Linked DNA regions of Homo sapiens: region 1 is linked to region 2. A link is an interaction called in ENCODE POLR2A ChIA-PET data of the cell type or tissue named here. Cell type or tissue: GM12878. All regions are shown on one strand.

Evidence for each region. Peaks named below come from ENCODE experiments on the same cell type or tissue, not always from the same donor. Only the 100,000 strongest peaks of a DNase experiment are listed, where the experiment ranks them.
Region 1: POLR2A ChIA-PET joins it to region 2 with 5 read pairs; 7 of 35 experiments call an interaction of 5 or more read pairs at or near these places.

What each region holds. Positions count from the first base shown.
Region 1 is chr2:170,818,295-170,823,294 of GRCh38, reverse strand. GAD1 (glutamate decarboxylase 1) reads right to left here. Exons shown (of 17, transcript NM_000817.3): 2 at 4,622-4,766; 3 at 1,146-1,208. The coding sequence starts at 4,703. It overlaps GAD1-AS1 (GAD1 antisense RNA 1), which reads left to right and starts at 4,644. Exons shown (of 4, transcript NR_197761.1): 1 at 4,644-4,909. RefSeq lists enhancers at 1-454, 3,971-4,493, 4,494-5,000. In GM12878, a CTCF peak has its summit at 845; a DNase peak (open chromatin) is centred at 2,372; H3K4me3 peaks cover 600 bases; H3K27me3 peaks cover 466 bases.
Region 2 is chr2:170,390,284-170,395,283 of GRCh38, reverse strand. MYO3B (myosin IIIB) reads right to left here. Exons shown (of 35, transcript NM_138995.5): 15 at 3,666-3,764; 16 at 2,789-2,903. Among named protein-coding and RNA genes, the nearest start is that of MYO3B-AS1, 42 kb to the right of the region's middle. In GM12878, no CTCF peak of the experiment used is centred here; no DNase peak of the experiment used is centred here.

The DNA.
Region 1 (5,000 bases), 430 kb before region 2:
AGGTGCAGAGAGCACCCAGGCGGCGGGCGGCTCTCGGCGCTCCGGGGCTAGGGCGGGCGGGCGTGTCCCGTGCCTGCTCTGCCGCTATCTCCCGCGCGCAGGAGCTGACGGATGGCTCTTTAATAAGCCGCCCGTTAATCTTCCCCCGCCTCTCCAACCTCTGCCCGGGGACATCCGTATTTTCTGGCCCGATAAGGCTAGAGAATTTTAGTCGGTGAAATGTAGCCAGGAAAGTGAGGCCTCATTGTTCAGCCAGAATCACTCAGCTGTGTCCCTTCGAACAAATCTCCCTTTTTCCTTTAAAAAAATTACATCCTTTGGGCGTTTTCATTTCAGACCCTCCTGTCTCCAGAGAGCAGTTCTTTCTCCTCTCCAGCTCCCTGATCTATTTTCTTCCTTCCCGGTTCTTTCGCCGCCTGCGGCTCCTCGTCCCTGCTCGTCCCCTTTCCCTTCCCTCCTCGCCTTCAAGGATGCGCCAGGCAAACCCTCGTGCCTCCCTCAGGCAGGCCATGGAGGGCTCCAGGCAATCCTTTTCTTTAGCCTCCGAAGCCCCAAAGAAAGAAACTTGAATCCGTTATGACATCTCAGGGCAAAACCCCTCAAGGTGGAGAGACCACTTTCAATGCGACCCGACTGCGCGGGTGGAGGTGCGAGTGAGGGGTAGGCGATGATGTAGGGGATGGGGGAGACGTGTCAGCTACAGCTTTAGGCAGATACACCGCCTTTGGTCTGCTCTCCAGCAAGCCAGATCAGTTCACCTTTTCTACGCGACCTTTGGGACGCGCAGGCAGAGTGCACGGCACCGGGTGGGAGCTGCTTGCGCGCAGGGCTAGGAAGGCGGGGTTGCCGCGCGGGGGCGCTTTCCTCCCGCTTCTGCGCCCAGGCAGGGCACCCGGCGTTCGCTCCACTGGGTGTTGGGGATTGGGGACTCCAGAGGAAAAGACCCCTGGGGACCAGGTCTGGGGCGGGCAGAGGAGGGTCAGGGCCTGTAGGGGAGCGTGGTCGCTGGCTGTCCTGGCTGTAATTACATTAGAAAATCAGACCCATGAGCCCGGATCCCCCTCCGCTTGCGTCCCAGTCTCCCAAGCCCCAAAGGTCCGCCCGCCGCGCCACCCAGCCGGGCCCCAGTGGGTCCTGTCACTTACCGCAGATCTTGAGCCCCAGTTTTCTGGTGCATCCATGGGCCACGCCGCACCAGGTATCGTACGCTAGGACGAGAGAGAGGGAGAGAGGTTCGGTTAGGGAGGTTCCGACCGCGGGGAAATGGGTGGAGGACAATGGTTTTCTTGGGGGAGGATGAGGACTTTGCCAGAGCTCTTCATTAAAAGCTACTTCCTGAAAGGAGCTAGGAGCCAAATCTGTGAGCCGACAGGCATATACTCTAAGCCCCCATCATACTCCCTTCCTGCTCCTGGCTTCAAATATGGAACGGTGTCTCTGAGAGGCGGGGCACCCGGCGCCCCTCCGGGCCCGTAAGCGACCCCCGCCCGGCAGCTCCGGAGGTGGGGTCGGAGTTGGGTGAAGGCTGACCCACACGCAAAGGGCCAGGCTCCGATCGAGCTGCCCAACACCCACTGGCCGGGCCCCGCAGACTCAAAGGGCGACCACAGCAGCCCAGAAAGGGAACACAGGCATCTGGGACCGAAACGTCTCATAATTTCTTGGCGGGTCTCCAGCCTAGTGGCAGCTTAAAATAAACTGGCATGAAATGGGGTCGTGGAAGAGTTCAAGAATTAATTGGGTGAAAAATAGTATTTGACTAGATGATCGGGCTCGCATGGCTGCTCTTCAGTCAGACCGGGGAGTGGGGAAGACAATAGTGCGCCTCAGGTCCTCATCCCTGGCCCCTCTTCCCAACCTGCCCCTCATTAACCCTTCCCTCTGACATCTTGGGTCTGGAGCAGGCAAAGGTAAATGGAATCAAGCACCTTTCCTCTGAGTCACAACTGAGGGTGGAGGTGCTGCTGGATTTTCCTTCTTTTCCAGGCTGTTCTCAAACCCCTCAAGGTCTACCTGCTGCCTTCGGGGTTCAACTTCCAGCAAGAAGCGTGGGAAGCAGCCCCATCCCCACTAAGCCCCCAAGCGGAGTGGTGTGGTGAGCCCAGCACGAAATCCCCTTCCAATCTCTCAAAGCAAACCTCTCCAAGCACTCGCTTACCCTACCCTGACTGGTGCCTCCAGCTTCGCACAGGTGTTGGAGGCGATAAGGAGAGTGACATCCATTAAACCTGAGGCACAACAGAGCCCCAGCGGGGAGAAGAAACAGCCTGACGTCGGTAAGACATGTCACAGATGGAGTTCCAGTGACAGACAGGAAATCAGTGCAAAAGCGAAACCCTAATAATACCTGGCGGATAAAGAGCTATTTGGACCTGATAAAGTGCTTTCACTTTCAACATCATCTCATCTAATTCTCGTAACAGTCCTATGAAACTGGCAGGAGTGTTGATCTAAGAGTCATTTGACAAAGAAAAAACATCGAGGCTCAGAGAGGTTACATGAGTTTTCCAAGGTCAATCAACAGGGAAGTTGGAGTTCAGACACATTGCACTGCCTTTCAAAATTGGGGGTTGCAATGAAAGAAAGGGAAAGGGAGACGGGGAGAGCAAGCGAGAGAGCCCCTTTGATGTAGCAAGGGTCGGGAAGACCTAGTGGTTGGGGACAAGGAGGGCTCCAAGCCCCACCCAAGGGTTTCTGGAACAAGAGAGTGCCTTAGGTTGCCTGCACTAACGCCACCTCCCAGGAGACTCTAAAGGGGCAAAGAAGTGGAGCCAGCTGGGCGGGCAAAGGTATTGTCTGCAAGGGAGGGTGAGAGTGGATAGAGCGCCCAGCGCGCCTTTGAAGCCTGGGGTGCGGATGCGTAGCTAGGCTAAGGGCCCGCAACAGTGTGCCTGGGACACGTGCTGCTTGCTGTTTTACAGCAGGGTCCCGGGCTCTCTTGCCTTCGCTTTGGCAGCTTCCAGGCGAACCAGGCCACGTGCGGATTCAGGTCATCGCCTCTGTTGTGTCTCCTACCGGTGACTTGGCATTTGCGCCGGCGACTGGCGGCCACCGGGAATTCCGTAAGGGCGCCGGGAGTGGAGGGCAAATTAACACAACTGCCCGCTAACCCCCCACCCCCACCCCCAGGCGGCAAAAGGGAGCGGGAAATGTGGAAAGCGTCAGAAAAGAAATCCATCAAGGCGAAAGCACCACACAAAGGCGCGCAGGCCTCGCGTTCCTCCCGCCCTGCCCTGGCCAGCTCCAACGCCGGTGCCTGGTTCATATGCTACCAGGGCTGGCGACTCTCCCGAGGCCCTCTTTGTTGTGTGGGTAATTGTATCCCTCCTGGGTGGCGGGAAGAGGGAGCTGCAAAGGAAATTGGAATGAGACCTGAGGACTTAACACGAGACCTCCTGCCCGGGAGCCAATGCCAGCGTCTAAAGGGGCTTTCCGGTAATAATCCCCACTTCATTGATGAGGATACTTATTTTCTCAAATATAAAGTGCCATAAAAGCGCATCAATAAGCACTCCCTGTAACCACACTATCCTTCTTAAGCCCTTTCTGTATACAAATTCTGGAAATTCATACAATTAATTACATCTCAGAAATAAATAAATGGGGGAGTGGGAACACTTACAGTCTGAAGCTGATAAGTTTTTTTAGGGGGGTGGGGTCAGGAGACACTTCTTCACTCCAACAAGGAAAAAGAAAAACAATTTTCTCATCTCAAGCCTTTACAGAGGTAGGAAATAAAATTAAAGATAGATTCTGGAAATGGGTTGAGGAGCCTGTCGCACTTAAGACAGGGAAGCATAAATCCTCCCCCCTCTTTTATCTGGTGTCTCTTTTCTTTCTCTCTTTTCGGGACATGTCACCTCCTGACAGATCTCTTGCCTGGGATAAGGAGAGAGGTGCTCTCTCCTCTCTATGATAAAGCTTCTTGCCCCCTCCCAGTTCCCCATCTCTTGCCACTCAGGATGCCGCCCGCTCCCCTATTTATTTATTTATTTATTTATTTCTCTGAGATGTAATTAATTGTATGAAATGTCAAGGCTCAGTCTCAGTTTTATGCACCTTTCCCGCCCCTGACTTCTCCCTAACTCGTCAATAGCTTGATGCAAATTTGGAGCAATTAGGGACCTTGAGTTTTCTAAAAGCTGCAATTAACGTCGAAATTTCCGCTGATTATAGACTTTGAACACAGCCCAGGGGGAAAGGAGGAGGTCAGATCTTGGCTCAACGAAAGCCGGGGACTGAAAACTCTTATTCCTGCTGGGGCTCCTAGCTCTTCATTCCGCCCCCTGCGCTGACCCCTGTCGTCCCACGGAGCAAAGAAACCACACACAACAGAATAAAAACAACACCCTGGCTGCGCGCCCCTCCTCCTCCGCGAAGCCCTCAACGATCGCCGCTGCTCGGACCTTGCGTGGTCCTCGCTTTCCGGTGCCCTGGGAGTCACCTAGCGTCCCTGACAGCCGAATGACCTCTGGCAGGGACGGGGTCAGAGCCCCATTTATTTCCCAGCCTCCATTATCTCCGCGCTCCCCCTTCCCTTTCCGCCAGCTCAGCCTCCCGACGTCCCAGCGCCCCCATCTTCCCTGCAGTTCATTTGATAGAAAATTGGGGCGGGACCTACTTGTGGGGCGCAGGTTAGTGGTATTGGGGTCCGCTCCCGCGTTCGAGGAGGTTGCGGACGAAGATGGGGTCGAAGACGCCATCAGCTCGGTCGTCCCGGGGCCTCTACTGTCCAGAGTCCTCGACTGGTCCGGCGCAGAAACAGGCTGCAAAGAGAAGCGAGAGCTGTGCGGGGAGGACTTCCGGGGTCCTGCACACCGGAGGGACTGAGCAGCCGGGGGCACGGAGGCTCCCCTTGAAGATCCGGCTCTGGAGAGACAAGAGGGAGGAAAGGCAGCGAGCCTGCCTGGTAGGGGTGCGCAGGGGTGGGGGCAGCGGAGGAGACGTGCGCGCTAGCTCCGGTACTGGGGCGCAGGGAGCGTAGCCCTGGGCCGCTCTCG
Region 2 (5,000 bases):
TGGTTTGGCTCCAGAAATAAGAGTTGAAAAGCACAATCTTCACAATAAGGTCTTAGGTATAATCCCCCAGCCCTCCACAAGGAGTCATCATCATTATTAGTGGAAGACTCCTCCACCAGGGAAATTTCTTTACAATAAACTCAGGGTCAAGTGTTCTTTCAGATACTTTGGCTGTTGTCCCAGAATTAAAATTCATGCTCCTGACTCCACACTAAAGTTTGCTACTCATAATTTTGCTGTAAGGGTTTGAGAAAAACTAAAGGGATTCCTGCAGGGAACTAGTGACATTGTAAGAAAGGAGAAGAACCATAATTTTGATTGACTTGATCAGTTCATTTAAGCTTTATCTAGAAATGTCTGCCAGAAAAACTTAAGAGAAAGTTCTGTTACATCAGCATTTGGCATCTGTTTCCTGACTACCTTCAACTGGATCTTTCTGAATTTAGTCACACTACTTTTTGAGTTTATAAACATGAAGTGAACTGAGTTAACTCAGCAAAACAGGTTGTCAGCAGAGATAGAACCACAGAATTCAGAGTTGGAGAGAGAAGATCCTGCTTCTTCCTTTCATTTCTAAGGTTGCAGCTTATATAAATTGGTTTATTTCCTGTATGAATTAATGTGGGACATGGTGAAAATATACACACATAACACCATTACATTCTGGTTATTCATTTAACAGTACAGACCAGGCACAAATGAAAAATGTTCACCATCTTTTACATTTTTTTCTTTTCATGTTTATTCATACAGTCATTCATTTATTTCTATTGTACCTTTTTTCCCAGAGGGGCTAGGGATGGCTTACTTCAAGGACATATACTTAACATACTTAATTCTTCTGTTTTTAATGCTTTAGTGTTGTTGTACTAAAACAGATTTTAACAGTTTTCAACGTTGTTTATCCTGAAACAGATAGCATCTGTTTTATTATTATTAGCAGTACATTGCTATTATTAGAATGGCACCATTATATACTTTCTTTTAACCCACCTAAGCCTGAGGTTGCAATGTTTTGAATTTTTGCAATCAGACCTTGGTGATGACCTTGAGCAGTAGGGTATAAATAACTCCCACATGTTTAGCATTCCAATAATGGAACACTAGGCATAAATGGGTTCAGCTAGGATCAGTCTCTTCACAGTATTCTATAACTATATTTGTACTCAAAGAAAACAAAATATTAACTCTGTTAATGATTATTAACCTTGACTTCTCTATGGTTCCTGTACCCTTTTAAGGACATGTGCCCCTGCGTACTTTGGCATGACACAAGTGACTTTAAATTGCTCCACTGCCATTCCTACCATGCTTTAACTCTTCTGGGGATGCATCTTTGATTTAAAAAACCTGTTCTTTAAGTTAATAACCACAAAGGTCCTTTAACAATGCTAGAACCTGTTTAATTGCCCCCCTCTAAGAAGCCAAGGAAAATATATTTATATTTTTATCTGACCTTTGGGATTTTCCATTGTCTGTCAGTTTAAAGTCTGCGGGAGGCTGACAGAGAAAATTAACAGCTGGCTAGACAGAAAAAAAAGAAAGGTACTATTATGATTAAAATCAACCATGCAGGGGAGGGAAGGGCTAGCCAATCATACTGCATTACACAGAAGTAATCCTTTATCTGGAGTGGCCATCCCAGGGTAACTGGAGTGTCTTGTAATCTAATCCCTTAAGATTTAACACTCTCACCTACCTCCTAATAATTCACCCCCTTTGTTGGAAAAGCAAAAGAATCTATATATTTTGCAAAATTGATGGCATGAAGCCCAGAAACTATGACATAATGTATCACAGAGTAATATTTGAGCCTAGGGTTATAAATATTGTCTGTCACCCCTAGCATATATTTAATACAGACAGCTTGTATCTAGGATGATAAGGGTAGTACAGTATTGGCCAGGCATGGTGGCTTATGCCTGTAATCCCAGCACTTTGGGAGGCTGAGGCAGGTGGATCACTTGAGGTCAGGAGTTCAAGACCAGCTTGGCCAACATGGTGAAACCCCGTCTCTACTAAAAATACAAAAATTAGTCAGGTGTGGTGGCACACACCTGTAACCCCAGCTACTCGGGAGGCTGAAGCAGGAGAATCGCTTGAAGCCAGGAGACAGAAGTTGCAGTGAGCTGAGATCCCGCCACTGCACTCCAGCCTGGGTGACAGAGTAAGATTCTGTCTCAAAAAAAAAAAAAAAAAGTAGTACAGTACTTAGAGCTATAGTTAATAATGTGCAACTGTGTACCCTGGAGAAGGAAATAACTGCAAGAAAGTTGAAAGGGTTTTAATTAGTTTGTCTTGTTACCTAAGGAGCTACTTGCATAAATATATTTCTGTGACTTGGGTGTCATCTACATATTCCTGTACTCCTACCCCCCGTTCACTTTAATGGTTGGAAGAACGCTCAATCAGAAAAAAAACCCACAGTATTGTTTTGGTATTTGTTATTACACGTGTAATGAATTGATGACAATGATAACAATTTATCAGCACATGGTCCTTAAAACAGTGCTCCCCTAGTTTGATGTTCATCTGGACTTCTCGTTAAAATGATTATATTCTGATGCAGTCATTCTTGGATAGACCTCAGGGTCTGCATTTCTAATAAGTTCTCAGGTGATAACAATGTTTCTGGTCCTGGGACCACACTTTGAGTAGCAAGACCTTATAACATGACCAACATGGCATTTGAAAGCAAGTGTCTTATCCCAAGTGAGAAATACCACATCTTTACTCACATTCATATAAGAATATTGTCACTTGAGTTCCTCTCTTGATCATCACTTACTTTGTCCGTGAACCCTATAATCCTGAAGCAATGCTGAATTGCTTCGAATTGTCTTCTGTAAGACTCCTTGGAAGTTATGTCGTGCATCACCCTTCCAGTTTCATCAGCTATGTACCTAAATGAAGTGGAGCATGACCAAACAGAATGAGCACTGACTTGGAAAGTAGTACAGGCATTTCCATTTTTTGTTTGTTGTTTGTTTAAAGATGGGACCTCACTCTGTTGCCCAGCCTGAAGTGCAGTGGTGTGATCATAGCTCACTGCAGCCTTGAACTCCTGGGCTCTAGTGATCCTCCTGCCTCAGCCTCCTGAGTAGCTTGGACTACAGGTGTATGCCACCACACCCAGCTAATTTTTTTTTTTTTTTTTTTTTGAGACAGGGTCTTGCTCTGTCACCCAGGCTGGAGCGCAGTGGCACGAACTTGGCTCACTGCAGCCTCGACCTCCCAGGTTCAAGCAGTTCTCCCACCTCAGCCTCCCGAGTAGCTAATTAAAAAAAAAATTGTAGAGACAGAGTCTCACTATGCTGCCCTGGCTGGTCTCAAACTCCAGGCTTCAAGTAATCCTCCCACTTCAGCTTGCCAAAGCACTGGGATTACAGGCATGAGCCGCCACACCCAGCCCATTTCCTTTATAGTCTAATACTGTGGTAGAATAATGATGCAAATGGCTGAAAAAAAATAAACCATGTGCAGTTGAGTTTTTGAACTTTCTAGACAATGAAAATGGTGGATACTTCCTGCCACCTCACCCTGGGCACTTTAGTTAAATAGACTGTGAGTTTCCAGTTAGGAAAACAGCTCCATTTACTTCCAAGTTTGTCAACTGCTAATCGTACATTCATCAAAAATTAACAACCAACCCCCCTGACACTTACCTAGGAGGTTTTTCCTCAGGAAGTCTGAAATCAGAAAGCTTCTTTTGGTGATGAAGACCAGCATAAATATAGTAAAATATATGAAAATTTTTCTCTCTCCTGAAAAAAAAAGAGACTTTAGTAATAATATATTCTGGCTTCCCCATCCCAAGTATTTTACACCATTTCCTTTCTGTACAAAAGATTATTCCATGGCAAATTTGTATTTTCAGGCAATTAAATATTATAAATCCCACTTACAGAATAGTGATAGGATTAGTATAGTAATTGTCATAATGTTGCATTATTAAACACACTTTACGACAAGCAAAAGGTTTCAGAGAATGGGACATTTACAGGAAACAGCTCAAGTTACATATGTTGAGCTCTTTCTATTGCAGCCCAAACGCCTACTACCTTCTGCTTGTACCACATGTTGCTTCAGAGACAGTGAGGTCCAGCTTAGAGACATCAGCCAAATCCTCTACTTTACTGGAGCCCTAGACAGGAAGTGGCCTGCAAGTCTCACAGCAGGTTAGGGAGCAGAATTGGTCCAGAACTGAGGTTTTTCACTCTCCCAAGCTGGTATTCTTAAAAGTACTACTCAAAATGTCATTCATTAGTCTGGTCTCCTGCCATCCACCTCTTTTAGGCTACCCTGGCCAGGGTCCTTTCAGATAGGTGCTACTCTGAGCATAGCCTGTGGACTGCTGTCAGTTTCTAACAAGAGAAGGAACTGGTAAGTACATGCCTAGACGTTTTATAGCAAGTGACATTGCCATGACATCCAAGAGCATGATAATTTTTCTGATAATTAATTTGCATTGCATTTTACAAAGGTATTAGTTCAAAATGGGTTGGAGATTTTTTTTAAAAAGTGGTCCCTTAGCACAGAGTTTGAAAAGCACTGCTCCACATCCCCTTCTTTCCTCTGGAGGAGGACAGTCTCTTCTGTAGATACCCTTGGATTTTGGCAAATCTTTTCTTTGGTCAACCTAGCTCCATGAAAAGAAATCGTCTTTCTTCTCCCCTTATCCGCCTTTGTGGCATGGCCCCCATTCTGTTCAGCCTCTCCTGGGTCTCCTCATCTTCCTTTGGTTGTTTATCCTGTCAAAGCCCTTCTGTGACATTCTTTATCCCTGCCCTGTATTCTAGATGCCTCTACTTGCCATTTCTCACTCACTTGTTCACTTAACTAATAAATCTAGTTAAGAGACAGGGTCTCACTCTGTTGTCCAGGCTGGAGTGCAGTGGTGAGGTCATAGCTCACTGCAGCCTCAAATTTCTGGGTTCAAGCAATTCTTGCACCTCAGCCTCCAAAGTAGCCATGACTATAGGCACACATCACCATCCCCC